2 separate regions of the Homo sapiens genome follow, and region 2 is linked to region 1. The links are chromatin loops, found by intact Hi-C in ENCODE. Cell type or tissue: heart left ventricle. All regions are shown on one strand. Each heading gives the region's core, and the rest is flanking DNA. Links, peaks and the distances in the headings are about the cores only. Region 1 has its middle 18 kb from the start of CRYZL2P-SEC16B. Region 2 overlaps RASAL2 (RAS protein activator like 2).

Evidence for each region. Hi-C counts contacts between places; a loop is a spot of excess contacts. Peaks named below come from ENCODE experiments on the same cell type or tissue, not always from the same donor. Only the 100,000 strongest peaks of a DNase experiment are listed, where the experiment ranks them.
Region 2: a loop joins it to region 1, with 2.0 times the contacts of the local background. A loop is called at or near these places in 5 of 110 quality-filtered maps.

Annotation. Positions count from the first base shown.
Region 1 is chr1:178,050,100-178,061,295 of GRCh38, reverse strand. No RefSeq gene overlaps it. Among named protein-coding and RNA genes, the nearest start is that of CRYZL2P-SEC16B, 18 kb to the right of the region's middle. In heart left ventricle, for the core only: CTCF peaks have their summits at 5,193 (motif pointing right) and 6,010 (motif pointing left); DNase peaks (open chromatin) are centred at 2,885, 3,701 and 5,985; H3K4me3 peaks cover 1,619 bases; H3K27ac peaks cover 6,947 bases.
Region 2 is chr1:178,130,136-178,141,331 of GRCh38, reverse strand. All of the region lies in intron 1 of RASAL2 (RAS protein activator like 2), which reads right to left. It overlaps LOC105371630 (a long non-coding RNA gene), which reads right to left. Exons shown (of 3, transcript XR_922307.2): 3 at 5,982-6,767. Among named protein-coding and RNA genes, the nearest start is that of RASAL2, 42 kb to the right of the region's middle. In heart left ventricle, for the core only: a CTCF peak has its summit at 3,882; no DNase peak of the experiment used is centred there; H3K27ac peaks cover 966 bases.

The sequences.
Region 1 (11,196 bases), core at 2,210-10,209:
GTCTTCATGAGGATGGTGGGGAGGGCAAGGGCAAGTTAAAATCCACCTCCAGCTCCCCGGGGAAGGAAGAAGCGGAGAGGCTCATTCCTGTCAGCAGGTGTGAGTCAGACACACAGGGAGCAGCAAAATTGAGTAAGAAGGTGCCATTTTGTCGTCAATGTTCCCACCACCACCGCACAGAAATAAATAGTTTGAGAAAATGATCCCGCATGAAAGAAAGATCTGGTTAGGAGTCAGACAGAATAGAAAGTCCCCATGGAATGCTGCTTCATTACGCAATCCTTCCTTTCACCGAGGGATTCCAACTTTTGGTGGAACCAATTTGACAAGCAAGGGCTGACAGCCTGGGAACCAGAAAAGCTGGCCTCCAAAGTGATTAGTCACTTTGAAGCTCAGTCCTACCATTGTATTGTTAGTTGGTATAAGAAGAACTCGGTTAGCCTCAAGTCTCAGTTTTTAAATCTGGAAACTGGGATCAGTAATCTTTACCAACAGATGAATGTTTCTAAGTAATGCTTGGGTTGGAGACACCATCATTCCCCTTTTTAACTATTCCCCCAAATCTTCCTGGAGACACTGTTTTTCTCTTCCTGTGTATTTTACACTGAAGGTTTGCCTCTCCCACTCTGCTCACTGCTGGAGGGATGGTGAATGGCTTGATGTTTAGATAGCCCACACTAGGTTAGCTTCAAAGGAACCTAAATACACTCAGGACAGAATTGTCCCATAAATGGCTATGAATATTACCAATGTCATAATGGAAGAGACTGGAAATTAATCTGGCAGCTTTCTTCTATTATTCATCATTTTTGTATGCTTCAGCTTTAACTGTTTAGTAAGTTATGCATAGTTCATTTGGAAGATATTTTGAAAGGAGGACCTAAAGTATAGTTAATCCCAGAGAGTGGGAGGTTTATCTATAATTCCTTTCACTTGTTTCATTACAAAGTCCAGAATTTTAAACACAGAACTCCACCAACTATTATTTTACAATTTAGCAGCTCTCCATTGAATATATATTTTTGGACCCCTACTCCAGACTTACTAAAGAAGAATCTTTTGGGATCTTGGGCAAGTATAATTGTGAAAGCGTCCCACATGATTCTGATCAACACACTTGGATAAGAACCATAGATAAGTTACTTGGATCAAATGCACCCCAAGTGACCCTGGTGCACCCTTCCCTTTCTCCACTGATGCTTTTTCCTTCCTCTCGGTTGCTCAGGCCAAAAGCTTTGCAGTTGTCCTTGATTTAACTCTTATTCTCGCATTCCACATCTAATCTATCAGCAAATCTTGCTGGCTCTACTTTCAAAATATATCCTGAAAAAAATATATATGTTTATATACCTAGGATTAATCACTTTTGCTGATACACTATCCCAGTCTATTTTCTACAAGGCAGCCAGTATGGTTCTGTAAAAATTTAAATGAGATCCCTTCATTGCTTTGCTCAAAAAATCTCCCATGATTCCCTCTTTTGCTCAGAGTCAAAGGCAAAGTCCTTACCATGGCACACGGGGCTCTGCTGAGCTGGAGTCTGTCACCTCTCTCCACTCTCCTCCTATGCTCTCCTACTCCAACCATAGCAGCCTCCTTGTTGCTCTAAGCACATTTTCATCTCAAGTCCTCTGCATTGGCTCTTCTCTCGTTTGGAAAAGTTTCTTCTCCACAGATGTCTACATGGCGAACTCCATCACTTCACTCATTCATTCGTTCGTTCGTTTATTAGAAACAGGCTCTTGCTATGTTACCCAGACTGGTCTTGAACTCCCGGCCTCAAGTGATCCTCCCACTTCTGTCTCCTGAGTTGCTGCAATTACAGGTGCAAGCCACTGCACCCAGCTTTCCATCACTTCCATCAAGTCTTTTTCAACTGTCACCTCAATGACCACCTCATGGTTACCCTGACCACCCTAACTGAATTGCAACCTGCCTCCTTCACCACAACTCTCCCAATTGCCCTTATTTTGATCTATGTTTCCCCCGAAAGCACTTGTCAGCTTGTAATATATTATATAACCTACTTATTTTTCTTTATTTTATCTTCCTCAGCTAGACTGTAAGCCCCACAAGGGCAGGAATCTGTGTTTGTTTCATCCACGAATATATCTGAAGCACCCAGAACACTACCTAGCATGTGGTCAGTGCTCAATAAATATTTGTAGTATTTGATACATAAAGATTTTTAAATCCAGAGAGAGCAAACCAGATAAGTGACACACCTTACAGAATGCTGCCTCAACATGTTTGCTCCTAATTGGGTTTGCTACTATGGGGACAATCATAGCTTATATATTTTAAGACCTTTGTGGTGCTGTATCTTACAAATGCCATAAAATATGCTACTCCTGTTTTGGAAGTCAAGAACTGAGAGTTGTTGAACTACTTCTACACGCACAGCCCACAGCTAAATCTATATAGTTGCTGGAAATTTCACTTTAGCAGCACCCCTGCATGTTTGGGGTGAAATAGAATAAGGCATTAGTCCTGTGACCTCCAGTCTGTGCCAGGTCAGTGGGAGTTAAAAGCCAAATTGTTGGAGTGTCCTTTTCTGAAGTGAGTTAGTACCGGAAACTCAAATGCCAAAAAAGAGAGAGAGAAAGAGAGAGGGAGGGAGGGAGAGATTATACTTCACGTATCTATTTTTATGTTATTGGGCTTCATCACAATCTCCCCCTAAAACGGTTGACCCAGCAGGACAGAGAGATCTCAGCAGCCCTCACTTACCCCTGGTGAAAACCACCATCTCGGAAAGCCCTCCGCCTTCCCCCCCTCACAGGACAATGCTCTTAATTAGCTTCACCATATTTCCCAGAGAACAAAAGCTCCCCACCCCTTACAGGAAAAGCTTTTGCAGGAGATATCTCACTGGGGAAGCGCCAGGCGCACAACAGGGAGAGGAGAACATACAGGCTGTTCTGAGCTCTGCAAAGAGACACAAACTCTGGATTCTCTAGGGAGTCTCAGAGGTTAGCCCAGCACATTTTTTCTCCACGTGACAAGCACGTGCTTCATATACCCTGAGGTGGCCAACTTCAGAGGGCCCCTTTCCTCCTCTCTCTCCTTCAGTCACTAGCTGGGGGGCTGGGGTTAGAAACCTTGGGGGTGGCAAAATAAGCTGGAATAATCTTTAGAATTGAGTATCTGAGAAGCAGTAGGAGAGGAACAGGGAGTTTATTTCAGGTGACAGACACAGAGCAGGCCCCTATTTTTTTTTTCCTGAGACTAATAATATTTCTGGAATGAGGATGCTTGAATCATATGTCGCTTCATACCACTGTGTGGGAAGTCTCAGTTATGAGCCCAACAATCAAAGACATGGTGGTGCTTTGAAGACTTGGTGGGGGGCCTTGCAAAGGCGTCTAGAAGCATGCTGGGGGGAGGCATGTGGGGGGGGCAATGTGATTGCAAGCAAAAAGGGCAATTAAGGAAGAAAAAGACTGCCTCACCTTGGCCTGTTTGGGGCCAAAGAAGATGGGGCTGAAAAATCTTCTCTCAACAGTTTTGTTCCTCCCATTAAACGTGTTTTTTGAAAAACAGAGGAAAAAAAATCTTGCTTAAATGCCTCTTCCTGAGTAAGTTCACTGTCAGGAAAGGAAAATCCAAACGCTCGAATATTCTATTTTTGTGTCCAGAGGCTCCAGCCCCTGCACACAGACTCTTCCTCACTCTGAAGGAAAGGAAACTGGGCGGGAGACCTCCCTGTCACAGAGGCCGGAATTGAGGAACCTGTGTCCCTCCAAGGCCTGTTCTCCATACATTCGGCTTCCATTTTAGGAAATGAGGATATAGTGCAGGCTGCTTTGGGATTGGCCTGAGGGTGGAGTTAGTGGTTTAAAAAAAAAAGTGCTCCTTTGACTATTCTCCAGGCAAGCAGCAAGCGCGGAACTAGACTTTAATTAAATTGGGAGGTTTAAACGGCTGCATTAGTATTACACTTCCTCTGGTCATTAAAGTTTACTGCCATCACCTGCTTCTCAGCTAACATGTAGATAAGGACGAGAGGCCTGATTAAGAGTTTTACATTTTGATGTGTGAGCAAAGTGAAAGCTGTAAGTCAGTCATAGCAGTAATAAAACAGCAGTTACCTAGGAAGATAAAGCCCCTCTTCGTACGTTCCACATTAATTTTGTACACTGATCCATACATTTGTCTGTAGTTTCCCCCTCTGCATTGCCTTTATTTAATTAATTTTTTAAATGGACACATAATAATTGTGTATGTTTATAGGATACATAGGAATGCTGCAATACATATAATGTATAGTGATCAGATCAGGATAATTAGCATCTCCATCATCTCAAATATTTATCACTTCTTTGTGTTGGGAACATTCAATAGGCACTGCCTTTAAATGATGGTAAGTGCTAAGGGTGTCCAACCTGGGAACTGGGGTTTGGACCACCACTCTTCCTCTCAATCCAGTGTGGCTCTTCCTCCTTCTGCACTTTACTAGAGATGGCCCTTTTCAAGGACTGTAAGGGACACAGAGAAGGGCAGTCCAGCTTGTGATAGTCACATTTTTAAGCTATTCCTGTTTCCTCTGCCATCCAGCATGGGAAGCAGACCTTAAAAACAGACCTCAGTTTGAAAGGATTTCAAGGGAAGCTGGTAAATGGAGATGGAGGAAGGAAACCGGAAAGGTCCAGTTAAAGAGAGACTGATTCCTATGGCTTTGCTTGTTTATTACTACTCCAAGGTAGCACTGACCCTGGCATAGACAGGTCCTCCTAAAATGCAGATCTTATTAGGGAACCACCATTCCCCTGCTCTTAACCCTTCAGTGGTTCCCCAGTGACCGGAGGATGATGTCTAGGTAGCCCAGTTATGATTTACAAGACTCTTCATGAGCTGGCCCCAGTCTACCGCGAGCTCTCCATGCTGTTCAGCACACCCCCACTACCACGGGGCCAGCCCTACTGCCTTTCTTTCAGTTCCTCAAATATACTGTTTCTTCTCTCCCCCAGCCTTCAAACATGCTCTTTCTCCCTCTGCTCCTAACTCATCCTTCCTTTCATTGGACATTTCTACCCCAGGGAAGCCTTCTGTTACCACCCTGGCTCTGGATTAGGCTTCTCTCCTGTGAACACCCACAAACCTCCTGCTTTACCTACCACGTAACACACTGCTCTGGAATCATTGTGCTTGCTGGCCTGTCTCTCCAACTGAACTGTAAACACATGAGGGCAGCACTAAGCGTTTGCCTTGTCCAGTGTTGTACTCCCAGTAGCTGGCACACAGTAGTGCTCTGCAAGTATTTGTTGAATAAATGGCTACTGTGCAATATGACAATTGAAAGCCCAGTGGTACTTCCCAGATTTACATTCGACATGTTTATTTTAGTTAAGTCACTGCTAAGACACAGGAAGGGCCCTGAATTAGACATGTGTTGTAATTAGGCTGCCCTGACCTCCTCTTCTCCCTTTCACTTTATTCCAAGGCCCTCTCTCATCCCACCTTTTCCACGATGCCTTCTCAGGAATCCTGGTTTGCAGTCATCCGAGTCAGCTTAGGGGCCACTCCCTGTGTGTACATTTACTGGCAAACGTCTGCGTCAGATTTTGTAATTTAAAAAAAATTTTTTTTACTGTTCATTTGAAAATTACTATTAATTATAATTGCTTTTAAATGATTTTACAATTTTGTCTTATCTTTTCCAGGTTTTTCTTGATAGTAGGAAGGATGTTTTCTTTTATTAATCCTGTTGATACCTAATGCTTTTGCAGTACACAATTTGTGTTTAATGAATACACACGAGATAACTTAAACTCTAATTTTTCTTTAGAAATTGAATTTATTATAGTGCCATTGTGGAAATGAATACTAGATCTGTTTGGTGATGTGGCAACTGCACTAAGTTTCTTAAAGGAAACTGTGGTTCCAGGATGGGCTTGGAAGCTGTAGCCCAGAACTATGTGGGCACCGCATCCCTGGTGGGTTGGCAGGAACAGGAAGCCCGCAGCCAGAAAAAACATTGTTCCATGGTGCCCTCTAGTGAGCCAAGGCGCCACCAGGTCAGAAGTCAGGGCCAGAGGCCCTCCAACCTCGGCAGGAAGCAGGATCATCCGGGGAGCCTGACAAAACTGTAGATGTCAGTGCTCCTTCCCAGAATGCCAAGCCAGCAGGGAGATCAAGCCCTTCAATCAGCATCTTCAGGGATCTGATGCACACAGTCCTCAGATCACACTTTGTGAAGTACTGACTAGGTGATGCTCATCAGAAAAAAACTCTCCAGATACATAATCTGAGAACACCCACGCCCATTCTTCTGCTCCTAGGGATGGATCACTGACTTCTTGCTTACTACTCAAGGATGGATTTGGATGAGAAAGACAGAGAGAGGAGAGAGAGAGAGAGGGAAGAAACAGTGTCTACATCTCTGGTATGAATCCAGTACACACAAGAATATTGAGCAGCAAAAAATGGATGGAAACACTGAGCGAATGTTTTAGGGAGGATTGTGTCACCCTCTTTTGATACCTATCTCCAATCCAATAAAGCACTAATGAAGAGCGCTACTTTCCTCATTTTGTACCCTTCCTGGCAACAAGGGTGGGGAGGTGCCTGGCTTTTATCAAGCAAACCATCCACGGCCACCACTATGTCAGACTTTTAAAGTATATCATCTCTAGAAGTCCCTGGAATCATAGAGAGTGAGGCATTCTTTGTACCATACAGAGGGAAGGATTGCTGGACAACTGGTTCAAGCATAGGCAACAGAGAGAATTCACTTTCATGTGTCTGTATTTATGTTCTGTTAACAAACTCACTGTAAAGATAAATACGGTAACAACTGCATCACTTTCTCATTCATAAAAAGGGCCAATTCATGACCAGAAACCCAATAGACAGTGCTCATCAATGACAAAAAAAAAAAAACCACTTCAAATCCCCACCAGTACTTTTCTTCCTTCCTCTTGAAAATTTTATTATTATTATTATTATTATTTATTTATTTATTTATTTTTGAGACAGAGTCTCGCTCTGTTGCCCAGGCTGGAGTGCAGCAGCACAATCTCAGCTCACTGAAGCCTCTACCTCCCGGGTTCAAGCGATTCTTGTGCCTTAGCCTCTTGAGTAGCTGGGATTACAGGCATGTACCATCACATCCACCTAATTTTTGTATTTTTAGTAGAGATGGGGTTTCACCATGTTGGTCAGGCTGCTCTCTAACTTCTGGCCTCAGGTGATCTGCCCGCCTCGGCCTCCCAAAGTCCTGGGATTGCAGGGGTAAGCCATCACGCCCGGCCTCCCTCTTGATAATTTTAAATGAAGGCTGCCGCTTTACTAAGGGGCTGTTCACAAACTAAAATGTTTGTTGAACCTTGCGAGGTGATAAATTACTCTGATGTGAAGTCTACTACTCAAGTGTAAGTCTTTTATGTACTTGTTCATGTGTTAATTTTACCTAATGAATTCATTTAAACGGCAAAACTACATTTATTGAATGTCTACTATATGTCTGGACACTGTGTTGGGCTCAAGAAGTATAAAGGAGCACTGGGTAAGGCTGACTGCCTATACAGGGGTCAGCGTCTAGAGGGGACATTATCTGATGCAGTGTGATGGGTACTCTACCAGAAATATGAACCCAGGGCTAGGATAGCACAGGACAATTATTACCTCTCTCCATGGGAACCAGCTGAATAGAGAAATGCTATCACAGACACACTCTAATATTCTAATACTTGATGAACGTTGGAATTTTCATGGGGATTAGTTAAGACCACATCATTAATTTTCAAATGTTTTAAGACAAAAGAGTTATCAAATCTCTGTTCTCACACATAATGTTTTTTTAATCTCCTCCATTCCCCGTGACTGTAGCTTTTTTTTTTTTTTTTTTTTTTTTTGTGGTTTGAAACAAACTATGAGGTGCTGGGCTGATGCCATCTGATTTCAGTCTTGCTTATTTGCTTGTCCGGAAAACTTTAAGCATAGACTCACAGAGCCCTTAATGAGAATGCTCATTAAAAAGCCGTCTGAAATGGTGAAACAAATTACATGCACAACACAGCCCACTCTTTTCCTCTTCATTTCCTTCTTTCCCTCCCAGCCTGCAGCATTATAAACGACAAGGTGAAGTGAATCATCAGGTCAAAAAAAGGCACTGCCGAATGGGTCTATCCGTACCTCGTCGCTTTGATGACATTTCTCTTGCTTCACTGCAGCACTAAAATGTTGCCCAAACAGCAGGAGGGCCCTGCACAAGTAATGATGGCCTTGGTTAAAGCCTTTGATTGTGTGTATTTGGGTGGAACTTTAACTTGTAATTGCCGAATGCACACACTGTCTGATTTCAGAGCCTCTCCCTGGAAGGCTTGTTTATTCCTGGTAAAGGCAAAATTTCCTTCTTTCCAGGTGTATCTTTGACCACTTTATGAAGGTTTCTTCAGGAGTATTACTTCAGGATGGTAGAGATCATATTCAGGGCAGGCCTGGCTACAAGGCATCTTATTAAAACACTCTCCACCCCTGGGTCTGTGAGGAAACCTGAGGGAAATCGGGAGTTTCAGGAGCTAGGACATATTTCCTGCCTCCCAGCTTAACAGGAAGTGATGGTGACGGCTGTCCACTGGGAGGAAGAGAGGGGAGGTGGGTGTTTTTTTTTTTTCTTCTTTTATCCTGGGGTATGCAAAAGGAAGGCTACAGATGCCAAACAATCCTTCCACACCTGGTAGCTGGGGCAATATTTGTGGGGAAAAGGAAATCCTTCCCTCCATCTTGCTCCTTAATTTATAGAATTCACTGGGGTTGAGGCACTTATAATTAAATACTTGCAACACTGCTTTTTTTCTCTGCTGAGGTAGAGAGACTACCACCTTTAAAGTCAGAAGACTGGGGTTTAGGCCCTGACTTTTTATTGATTGCTCTTGGTTTGACTCTTAAGAATTCACCAAACATTTGTAAATCTGTGTCTACCATATGCCAGGTACCTAGCTAGGCACTGAGAATACACAAATAGCGAAGTCACAGTCTTGACCCTGAAGTTTTTCATAATCTCCTGGGGAAGGCATACACACAAACAGTCACAGCACAATGTGATGTGAGCTTTACTGAAGCTAGGAAAGAGCCACTGTGAAAGCAAGAGGAAGGGGAATGCACATGTTTTCAAGGTGGGGCAGCAGAGTGAGAAGGTGAGAGGTGGTCGGACTGCTGCTAGGGAGGGTTTCACAAATCGGAAGCCTGAGCAGGATTTTAAAGAAATCCTGTTCACTTGGAGAGATGGAGACACACACACACACACACACACACACACACACACACACACACACAGAGAAGGGTGGTAGAAAGAGCCCCGATAGACAGCATCAAAGTGTGGCAGAGGAGAAGAAGCTGAGGACAAGACTGAGAAGGAGCAGGCTGGGAAGCAGGAGGAGAAAGAGCAGAAAATGGCTTTGAAAGCTAAAGAAGCCAACTATCATAGGGACCGATGAGCATCCCTTGGACTGAGCATATGGGAAGTCACAACAATTTCACTGGCCTTTGGGGGTTGATCACAATAGGATGAGTAAATGGAAGGAGACCAATGGAGCTAACAAGCATATTCTTAATGTTTGGTGGACTTGGCTGTGAGGAGGAGATGATGGCTAGACAGAGATAAGGAATGAAGGAAGCCTTTCGTTGTTTTTGTTTATGACTGAAACGTGGGCATCATTATATGCCACAGTGGAGAGGGAGGAGTTAACCTACAGGACAGAGATGGGATTAAATGGGGTGAATGCCTACTTCACAGAGTCGTTCTGAGGATTAAATGAGATCCCCTTGGTGAACCCCTTGGTGAACCCTTTCTCTAAAGAGATACACACATGTGAAGTATGATTATCCTGCTGTTGAAATGAAACCATGCATCATCACAAGGCATTTGAGCTCACTTATCACTTGGCTGCTGAGATAGGCAAATCTCCCTCTCCATAGCCTTTTTGTATGCACTGCTTTCCTATTTCCTCTTGCCATGGCTTTAAACATTAGAGCCCAATAATTACTTGAGCTCTCCTTGACATTTCTTCCTGACAAACAACACAACTCACCAGTTCCCCCGGATCACAACAGGAAGCTGGGGGTTGATAAGTGAGAAGCGATTAAGGGGAGGACGAGAGCCTCCTCATTGTTATTATGAAGTGGAATTAACATCCAGACCTCTTGGGAACTTTGCCTTGTCAGGTTATTAGCTTTTCATCAGAGAACCATAAAGACACAGGGACCATGATGTACAATGTCCCCTCACGGACACCTGCGTCCCCTTTCCCATCTCAATTCACGAACTGTAAGTCCCACCGCGGCAGAGACTTTTGTCTGCTTTGTTAGCTGCTGTGTCCCTAGTGCCTAGAACAGTGACTGGCACATGGAGAGTGTCTAAAAAATATGCAGTAAGTGAATGATTCACCCATTCCTCTTTCAACTGATTCAATAAAAATGAGTGTATACTATGGATCAACCACCAAATGTATCCTAGATAAACACAGTTAAAGAATACTTGTTATCATTTAAACAATGTATATTCTGTGCCAGGCACTTTACATACATTAGTTCATATAATCGCCATCATTTTACAAATGGGGAAACGGAGACTCAGAAAGAAGTCACTTGGTTGAGGATATGTGATTGGAGAGTGAAGAAGCTAGAATTCCTGACTGCTGGAATTCCAAAACCTATACTCTTTCTACAACAGCCTCATCCCTCATCATTCTCCAGCTCAAACCGTAACTTCAATTGTAAATGACCACTTGCAATTCCTTGACCATGCCATGTTCTGTCGTGTGTACTCCTTTGCCTGGGACACATTTAGCTGTGCCCTCTGGCTGGGTAATTCTTCTTCATTCTTCTTCTCTGAGGCTTTCCTGAAATGATGTCCTCTGGCTGGGGTAGGCTGACCTTCCTCTCTGCTCCCATATCGCCTCTTGCAGCCCTTCATCACAGAACATATCACAGGCATTTGAGATGCCTCCTTATGCGAACTTCGCTCCACTAAACAGTGAGAGGCTCAAGGGCAGGGACAGTGTCTTCATAACAAAAGCTGCTATTGATTGAGTGCTGCCACAAACGTGCTTACTTTGTTTAATTTTCACGACCACTACCTGAGGTGGGAATTATTATGCTTCTTTTTTTTTTTTTTGAAATGGAGTTTTGCTCTTGTTGTCCAGGCTGGAGTACAATGGCATGATCTCGGCTCACTGCAACTTCTGCCTCCTG
Region 2 (11,196 bases), core at 826-8,825, 81 kb before region 1:
GCAATGATTGGGATATAAACCCCAGGCATTCGAGCTGGGAGTGGGCAACCCCCTTTGGGTCCCCTCCCATTGTATGGGAGCTCTGTTTTCACTCTATTCAATCTTGCAACTGCAAAAAAAAAAAAAAAAAAAAAAAAAGAAAAGAAAAGAAAAGTGGTCTCCAGTGTTGGAGATGGGGCCTGGTCAGAGGTGTTTGGATCACAGGGGTGGATCCTCATGAATGGCTTGGCACCATTCCCTTGGTGATAAGTGAGCTCTCGCTCTGAGTTCACATAAGACCTGGCTGTTTAAAAAGTATGTAGTGCCTCCCCCACTCCTTCTTGCTCCTACTCTGGCCATGTGATGTGCCTGCTGCCCTTCTGCCTTCCGCTTCCTGAGGCCCTCACCAGAATCTGATGCCAGTGCCATGCTTGCATAGCCTACAGAACCATGAGCCAATTAAACCTCTTTTCTTTATAAATTAACAGTCTCAGGTATTTCTTTATAGCAATGCAAAAATTACCGAATACACTGGGGGTCTAAAGGACTTCTTAGGATTTTGCTTTTCAAGTAAAACATGTGAGGAGTTCACAAATTTAAAATTATGAAAAACTGGAGGCAAACAAGATGTCCTTTAACAGCTAAATGTATAAACTGTGGTACATCCAACACAATGGAGATTCACTGGTTTTTTTAAATGAGCTATCAAGCCACAAAAAGTCATGGAGGAAACTTTTAACTGCATATTGCTAAACGAAAAAGGCCAGGCTACATACTGTCTGACTCCAACCATGTGACATTCTGGAAAAGGTAAAACTATAGAGACAGTAAACATATCTGTGATTGACAGAGTTTCAGGGGGAGGAAAGAATGGAAGAAGAGGAGAAACACAGGGTATTTTCAGGGCAGTAAGCTATCCTATATAATACTGTAATGGTAGAGATATGGCATTATGCATTTGTCAAAACCATAGAACTGTATAATACAAAGACAGAAACCTAATGTAAACTGATAACGCATCAATATTGGTTCATCAACTGCAACAAATGTACCAAACTAACATAGAAGAAATTATGTGTGGTTGGGGGAGAGTGGCACTTGGGAACTCTCTGTATTTTCTGCACAATTTTTCTGTAAATCTCAAACTGCTCTAAAAAATGAAGTCTATTTTAAAAAACAAAAACTGTCCTTGGAGGAGCAATAATGAAAAAAAGATTGAGAAACACTGCTCTAGTCTTAAAAGACAGTGATTCAAATTTTAAACTTCCAATCTGCTTTCATAGGTTTTAGAATAATATAGAACTGGGTTCAAAATTCTGACATTTACCAATAAGGTGACAAGTTCTTTCACCTCTTAGCATTAAAAAGTAGAGGAAAGAATAAGACAAACTTTTAAAAGGGTATTTATAAAAAGAAAAACATTATGTATAGCAAAGTAAATACAACTGCACATATAAAGTGCTCTGGTTTTCACAAAGAGGAGCTCATTAAAAGGTACCCTGACTTTTTATCATGAAATATCAAAATTTGTGTACATTTCATTCCCATAAAAGGTAATAGGGTGTTTAGATAATTTTATCACTAATTTACTACAAAGGAAATCACCCTAGAAAAATCCACGTTAAAAAAAAAACTTATGACAACTGACAATTTTATATGATAATTACAACATGGAGTTCATGTGGTATAGTACCAATAAATAAACAAATAAATAAATAAATAACTTCCCTGCAGTTTCTTCACCTATCATAGGTAACTTTCCGACTCTTGGTAAAAAATGGAAAATATTTTGTCAATAACTCTGTGCCATATTGGGAATTAAAGTTAAGAATATGGAGTAATAGTAAGGAGTAACTTTTAAAAATTCAAAAACACTGTTATCACTCTGAAATTGTCTACTTTTAAGTCAGAAACAGTATATACATCAATAAAAGGGTAAGTAAAAAGTTTATAGCTGTAATCAGATAATGAATAATTATAACACTAATCTATTAGATTTAGTGTAGATCATCTGAAAATTACAATTAGAACAAAAACTGAAATGCTCCATTTTTCACAAATATGGTCCTCTCAGAAAAAAGTTCCCTTATTCCCATGAGAGAAAGAAATCTAAACAGAAAGTATATACCACTAGAGATTAACAATTCTTCCAAAAAGTTGAGATCCACTAGATATTTTTATTAAAATCCACTCCCTAACATTAATACCAGAAATATGTATAGCAGAAACTTACATCTTACATTAAATACAGAAGACATTCTACTTTTACCACCCTCAATTACCTCTTCTAACCAGTAATCTTCTCTACTTTGTATTTATTATATATCTATAACAACAAGGAATTTACCTTTCTTTTTCAAAATGTCCAATAAAACATGCTTTGTGGTCCACAGACAAAGGGTATTATATAATCTTAAAATTATAAATAAATCAGCCAATCACTGTTATATTTCTAATATTAAAAATAGCTAACACAAATAGCATTTACTAGATGGAAGGAACTGTTCTAACTACCTTATATATATAAATTGATTTGATACTCACAAAAGTCCTTCGAGGTATGTACTATCATCAACTCCATTCGGATGATCAGATGCAGTGACCATACCAAAAGGTATAAATTAAGAATTTTCATATAACTTCATGTCTACTGTCACATGACTGATAGTAAAATACAGCAATCACAAACATGTATCCTGATTTCAGAGCCCTTAGAATGTGAAAAAAATGTATGCAGCTCAGAATCAAATTAAATAGGGCATTTTCATACCATTTTAGAGATGAGAGAAATGAGAAAGAGGTTATACAGCTCGTTCAAGGTTATATGGCTTATACATATAATCTCTCTGTTATGAAGAGAGACCAACACAGTGCTGTCTATGATGCCTTAGTGTGTATGATAAAATCAGTTCTAATTCATGAAACTATTCTGAAAAAGTACTTTATGTAAAACTTTTACATTTGAGATATATTAATATGTGGTATAAAAGAATATCCATTATGACAACAATGTACAAAAGTATATGATATCATTCATATGACTATTTCAGGGAACTTCAGGAGAATCAGCTCATGACTTTAAGCATGGTTATCAATTTTTATTCTTTTTTATAAAGGTAGCCAAAAGATCTTCAGACTCCAAACAATTCTCCCTGTGCAGTCAAATAAAGACATCTCATCACCATTTTTCTATTCCCATAATAATCTGAATTCTTAACTCAAGTTTCCAAAAATATAATATTTTTCTTCCTCTTCCTTCTGCATAGCTAACAGAAGGTAGAAAATACACGTGGCACTTCTCCTGACAGCTTCTGGAAAGCACTGAGCAGGAAAGAAGTGAGAGCATCTCTGTTTCCACAATGCCTTTGGCAATCCAGAACACCTGCCCTTTAAATCACCCTCACTAGAGTAAGAACAATCTCTATAAAATATGACGCAGAAATGGCGACTAAAAACAGTACCAACATTAGATTCTTTATATATTCTTCCACAGTTTAAAAAAAGTTATTTGGTATACATTTAACTAAATCATCTGAGTCACAATCATGATTTCTTTGGCCACAAACAAATCATTTCACAAAATCTTTAACTCTACTTTTTGTTGACCATTTGAAAGCGTCAGTAAGCATCTGAGGCTTTCTTCCTAAAACCACTGACAAAATTTTTCATTCTGTGAAATGAAATTCCAAAACTTTTAAAAAGTCATTTAAAAGTTAACAGCTTTGCTAATAAATTAGTGCCCAATATTATGTCCTACTATATACCTCAGATGACAGAAGCATAGGCAATAGACTTCTCTTAGCACCAACAGAAAAAAAGCAGCTGGGATTGTATGTGCCTTAGAAATGTTCCAGAAAATCTGCTTCAGCACAGTAAAAACGGTGCCACACTCCACAGAAAAACAACAGAGGGAGACAGTAGAACTAACTTCAAATGCTCAATCCCCAACTTCCTTAAAAATGCAGTAATTGGGAGAAAGAGGACAGAGGAAAATATAACTTCAATTCTGCGAGCAGAAGCAAAACAGAGAAGGGAAAGTTCTGTCTCAGACCCTGCAGTTATTTTTAAGTTTCTTACTGAGAAGAATCATAGATCTACATGGATCCCTTCTACCCAAGTTTATTCTCTGGCTTTTGAAAAAAGAATAAAATCCTGAAACTAATAAACATTAGATTCTAAGACTCTGAATAACAAGAGAAAAATAAATTCCTCCACGGAAGTTAACTGCAGCTTACTGTCTCAAAATTTTGGAAAGCAGAATTATAGCCCTTGTGGATTTAAACTCTCCAATGGTTTCAACTACATTAAAAATTAAATACAAATAAATGTCACAACCTCAGAGGCCCTTAAGATCTGGCTCCTACTTACCTTTCCAATCTTATCCCCACTACATCTAATTAAAGGATAAAAGCCTTCAATTAGTTCTCAAAATTGTCAAGCTTTTCTTCTTCTAAAGCTCTGAACATATTATTCTCACTGCAGGGATAGGACTAGACCTTTATGTTTCAGTTTAAATATATCTCATCAGGGACACCTTTTCTTTTCTGGTTGTCTTATCTTTTCATCTTTTTTTTTTTTTTTTTTTTTTTTTTTTTTGAGACAGAGTCTCACTTTGTCACCTAGGCTGGAGTACAGTGGCGCAATCTTGGCTCACTGCAACCTCCCCACAACAGGTTCAAGGAATCATCCTGTCTCAGCCTCCTGAGTAGCTGAGATTACTGGCACCCGCCACCACGCCCCGGTAATTTTCGTATTTTTTGGTAGAGACAGGGTTTCACCATGTTGGCCAGGCTGGTCTCGAACTCCTGACCTCAAGTGATCCTCCTGCCTCAGCCTCCCAAAGTGCTGGGACTACAGGCATGAGCCACCACACCTGGCCAAGTCCTTTAAGGGAAAAAATAGAGTATCTAAGAAACACTGGGAAACCCTTCACATAATTTCTTTTAATCTTCACAAGAAACCTTAGATACTATTATTCTAGATGAGGAAATAGATTTGATATGAAGATTAAGCAGCTGGTCCACGGTCCCACAGGTAAAGCAAAGACTCAAGCCCAAATGGGTCTAATTCCAAGCCTACAATCTTTCTGCTACATTATATTGCCTCTCTGTTTGAAAGAAAACTATCTTACCAGAAGGAAATGCTTAATTAAATACAGAGCTACAAAAGGACAGTGGTTTACATAAAAATCTATGAACTGAAAATCTGGATAATTAATTTCATATTCACTATCTTTATTTCTTTTATATTAGCAATCCTAGCTAACTGGGATCATGCTAGATTTAAAAAACAATAGCTATTTATTCTACAGACCCAAAGAGTTCATACGGTTGATATGGTTTGTCTCTGTGTCCCCACCCAAATCTCATCTTGAATTGAACTCCCATAATTCCCACATGTTGTGGGAGGGACCTGGTGGGAGATAACTGAATCATGGGGGCAGTTTCCCCATACTGTTCTCGTGTTAGTGAATACGTCTCATGAGACCTGATGGTTTTATCAGGGGTTTCCACTTTTGCATCCTCCTCATTCTCTCTTTGCCTACTGCCATCCATGTAAGATGGGACTTGCTCCTCCTTGCCTTCCACCATTATTGTGAGGCTTCCCCAGCCACATGGAACTGTAAGTCCAATTAAACCTCTTTATTTTGTAAATTGCCCAGTCTCAGGTATGTCTTTATCAGCAGCATGAAAATGGACTAATACAATAGTATATGTAAAATGCTATTTCTTTTCTATACTTTATATAATTGCTATAATAGGTAAATCAAGTAGTTAAACTACAGAATTTCTCAGTTTAGCCTTAGGAATTCAGCTACTACGTATTCGGAAATGGCTTTTTTTTTTTTTTTTTTTTATGAAGAGACAAGATTTTCAACATTCTCCAATTAAGGTTAATAAATTGGGATAATATTTAGGCCAAATTAATTTGAAAAAGCCATTCACAAGTATTCTGGAAATACAAGGGGACTCCAAAAAGTTTGTGGAAAAAATGGAATTAGATGAAAATAGAAAGTATAAACTTTATTTCTCAACATAAGCTCCATCAAGGTCAAGACACCTGTAGGCAATAATAACACATATTTAGTCCATCCTTAAAGAACTGAGGGTCCTGCATTAACCATGTCAATGCAGTCTTTTTTACATTTTTAACTGAAGAAAAATGGATACGCTTTATAGACGTTTTAAGATTAAGAAATAAAAAAGTCAGAAGGAGCCAAATCAGGACTGTAGGGTGGATGCCTAATAAATGTGCATCAAAACTATCCCAAAATTGACCTTGTTTGATGAGAAGAATGAGCAAGAGCACTATCATGGTGGAGAAGGACTCTCTGGTGAAGCTTTCCTAGGCATTTTTCTGCTCAAGCTTTAGCTAACTTTCTTAAAATACTCTTACAATAAGCAGATGTTGGCATTCATTGGCCCTCCCAAAAGTCAACGAGCAAAATGCCTTGCGTATCCCAAAAAAAGTGTTGCCATGACCTTTGTTCTTGATCAGTCTGCTTCTGCTCTCACTTCCAACTCTTGGTAGCCAGTGATTTGATTGTACTTTGTCTTCAGGATGTACTGGTAAAACCATGTTCATTTATTGTTAAAATTCTTCAAAGAAATCCTTCAGAATGTTGATCCCACCTGTTTGAAATTTCCAGTGAAAGCTCTGCTCTTGTCTGCAATTGATCTGGGAGCAACAGTTTTGGCACCCACTGAGCAGAGTCAGAATTGTGTAAAATGAACCAGCTGAAATGTCTATGGCGTTGGCTATTGTTTTTGCTGTTAATCATCGGTCTCCTGCAATTAGAATACGAAAAAGATTAACTGATGTCGATTGCCTGCCCCTATAGCAGGCTTCACCTTCAACATCATCTAATCCTTCTTTTTTTTTTTTTTTTTTTTTTGAGATAGGGTCTCACTTTGCCACCTAGGCTGGGGTGCCATGCCACGATCACGGCTCACTACAGCCTCAACCTTCCAGGCTCAAGCAATCCTCCCACCTCAGCTTCCCAAGTAGCTGGGACTACTCACTCTAGGCCATGTCCTGAGATTACCCAAACAGCTCTACAGAGAGGTCCACATGATTAACAACTAAGGCTTCCTGCCAAAAGCCAGAGAGGAAGTAAAGTCTCCTGACAATAGCCATCCTCCCACCCCAAAGAGGCCTTCAGATGACTTCAGCCTTGCCAACATCTTGCCTACAATGTTATGAGAATCCCTGAGCCAGAACAACTCTGCTAAGTGGCTCCTAAATTTCTGATGCACAAAACTATGTGAGATAATAGATAAATGTTCATTGTTTTAAGCTGCTAAGTTTAGGGGTAGTTTGTTATACAGCAATAGATAAAAAATTTAAGTATCTCTCAATTATTAAATTTCTCACATTGTTTGCACCTCAACTTTTTTCCTTTCCCAACATTCATCAGAATCTTGAGGAGCAAGGCAGCTATTAATTAGAAAAGGTATCTCCACATGATCGTCACACCCTTCCCTGATTTGACAGTCACTCATAAAGAACATAATTAGCTGAAAATAAATGAGGTGCCCTTTAGATGTTAAGTACAGTAAGAAAGAGAGGCACTGACAAACTTAGCACTATTACTTACTGGTTTGACTTATTTAAACCTCAGGGGGATTCCCTCTACTCTCTCTTTTATATTTGCCCTGTGGAAAGGCTTTCATTGGGAGCAGGGCAAGAGCCCTAACCAGAATTTTTATGAAAACCTAATAACCCTAAAGTACCTAATTACATATCAGACAAATTTTCAAAACTTTGTTAGACAGTGAGTTATAAAGCAACTTACATTACTTCCCTGCCACCACACATTCCCCAACTCCTTACCGCAAAACAAAGTAATTTAAAAAAAAAAAAAAAAGAAGTAACAGGGAGCAGAATGTTTTCTGGTGGCATTTAAGATTAAGAAAGTTAAATAACTTCCTTGCACACACACCACATTCAAGTCTGTCCTGCTATTCATAGAGTTGCTAGGTTTACTTGTGGCTGAAACAGTGTCACCAAAGTGATCATGGAAAGGCAGATAACAGGCTTTTTGTTTCATGCCATGATAATATTTATAACAAAAAGGCAGGGGAGCAAAATGCGTAAGAGTAAAGCTAATGCCTCAGACAAGTTTACTAAAAAGTTGAAGTGAGGAAACGAAGAAAGGGATGCAGTAGAAGGATGACAGAGGACAAAGCATTGAGCTCTAAAACATACCAAACTGCACTCTTAATTAATGGATTTCACTTCCCTGCCTCAAACTCTTCTAAAAGTATCATTTAAATTTCTGAATTGTAGGCCGGGCACAGTGGCTCACGCCTGTAATCCCAGCACTTTGGGAGGCCGAGGCGGGTGGATCACCTGAGGTCAGAAGTTTGAGACCAGCCTGGCTGACATGGACTCTGTCTCTACTAAAAATACAAAAATTAGCTAGGTATGGTGGCACATACCTGCGGTCCCAGCTACTTGGGAGGTTGAGGCAGGAGAATCGCTTGAACCCGGGAGGCAGAGGTTGCAGTAAGCCAAGATTACACCACTGCACTCCAACCTGGGTGACAGAGCAAGACTCCGTCTCAAAAAAAAAAAAAAAAAAAATTCTGAATTGTAAAAGGTGAATCAAAACAACAAAAATGACATACAAATCAGTTATGGTACACATCCTCCAAACCTTAGAAAAAATAAAATCCATCTTGCTATTCAAATTCTACCTCCAAGTTAAATACCCAAAGAGATTTCTCCTCAACTTTAAAAAGGTGTCATTCATAATTGCAAAACCACCATTACTTTTGCACCAACCTAATAACTACTTTGTATAACTACAGGTAAATTACTGGGTGATTTATGTTCTCCTCATATATGATCCTATTCACTTCTAGATTAGAAACTACAAACATAAAAGCTTGCTTATATGATCTTCAAGCCCACAGAAGATCAGAAAGAAATAAGAAAACAGGTAACAGGTATGGTACACTGACAGTAGTAAATTATTTTTTTAAGGAAAAAGAGGCCAGTCACAGTGGCTCACACCTATAATCCCAGCGCTTTGGGAGGCCAAGGCAGGAGAATCACTTGAGCCCAAGAGCTCGAGAACAGCCTTGGCAACATAGTGAGACTCTGTCTCTACAAAAAAAAAAAAAATTTAAAATTTTTTAAATTAGCCAGGCATAGTGGTATACACTTGCAGTCCCAGCTACTCAGGAGGCTGAGGTAGGAGGATGGCTACAGCCCAGGAGTTTGAGGCTACACTCCAGTGTGGGTGGCAGAGCAAGACTCTAAGAGAAGGAAAAAGAGAAGGGGGAAGAGAGGGAAGAGAAAGAGGGAAGGGAAGAAGGAGGGGAAGGGAGGAAGAAAAGATGCCTGACAATGAGGAAGGAAACAAAAATTCTAAAACATGATTACAAAGACTCAAAACAGAATAGCCTAATTGGAATTTTAGTATAGGGATAAACAGTTGCACCATGTTCAAAACTACTGAGGGCATTCAGGTAGCATGTAATTGTTACTTTTATAAACATGTCAAGTTAATACAGTATAATATTTAAGAGTTCAGGCTCTGTGGTCGGGCTGCCCAGAATTCACAGTAGCATTCAGCTACTCACAATTCATGTGACCTCAAGAAAATTAACATCATTTTACTTCCTTGGGGATAACTCACCTACTCCTCAGTCTAACATTTAACTTGTGCATGATAAGGAAATAAGATAGTTGATAAAAGAATGTTCAGCTAAGTGTCAGGTTTTTGGAAAAACCACCACCACCTTGCAAGAGTTACTAAAAGAATGTTAAATTAGGTCTGGTGTATACTTTCCAACAGGGAAGAGAATGAACTGAAATATATCCTAGCTGGGTGCAGTAGCTCACACCTGTAATCTCAGCATTTTGGGAGGCCAAGGCAGGAGGTCTGCTTGAGACCAGGAGTTTGAGACCAGCCTCGGCAACAAATACGTACCCTGTCTCCACAAAAAAAAAAAAAAAAAAAAAAAAAAGATTATCCAGGCGTGGTAGTGCACGACTACAGTGCCAGCTACTCAGGAGGCTGAGGCAGGAGGATCACTTGAGCCTGGGAGTTCAAGACTGCAGTGAGCTATGATTGTGCCACTGCAGTCCAGTCTGGGCCACAGAGTGAAACCCTGTCTATACCTAAATAAATAAATATTTCCATTTAAGAGGCTTGCCTTTAAAAGGGTCTTGGCACTTACTGGGTTTTACTCTAATTATTTGGAATTTTAAAACATGAATTAATCTCGTAACCTAACAATAACACATGTTTTTTTTTGGTTTTTTTTGTTTTTTTTTTGTTTGTTTTTGAGACAGAGTCTCGCTCTTTCACCCAGGCTGGGACTGCAGTGGTGCTATCTCGGCTCACTGCAAGCTCCGCCTCCCGGGTTCACGCCATTCTCCTGCCTCAGCCTCCCGAGTAGCTGGGACTACAGGCACCCACCACCGCGCCCGGCTAATTTTTTGTATTTTTAGTAGAGACGGGGTTTCACTGTGTTAGCCAGGATGGTCTCGATCTCCTGACCTCGTGATCCGCCCGCCTTGGCCTCCCAAAGTGCTGGGATTACAGGCGACAAATGTTATTTTTTAAGTGAAAGGAATATATGACAGGAAAAGCCAAATCAGAAGACCAAGATTAATATTTGATTACATCTGCCAAACAAGGTGAAGAAAAAACAAATCTTTAGTCTAGAGGTTTGTTTATTTTGTTTCCCCCTAAAGTTAGCATCTAAAGACCAGGACTAAATCTAAGATACTAGACGTTACATATGGCTTCCTTACATTTCCCGTATGATAAACTATTCAATATATACTGTAGTCAAGACCGCATTCAAGAACTAACTTGTACACAATATATAATAAGTAAAAGAATAAATTATCTCTCCCACACAGAGGTGATATAGTTGAGATTATGTAAGATTTTCTACGGGGGAAAAACATGCTCCTTCAAACATCAGATGTCAAAACAAATACAGTGGCCCAGGGGGATATTTCAGGGCAACTTAACATAAAACAGAAAAGAAACTTAATTAAACATTTTTCTTTTAACCTTCAACCTCCAAAGTCCAAAGTCATATGACCTGCCAATTGTCAATCACATATTACATCTCCTTGTGTTAAAATTTGGGTAGAAGTCAATGACCACAGGCCCAGAGTGACAATGAAACAGATATGGAAATTGGCCTTTAAAAAAATCAAGTTTGAGACATTATCTTAAATGCACTATAT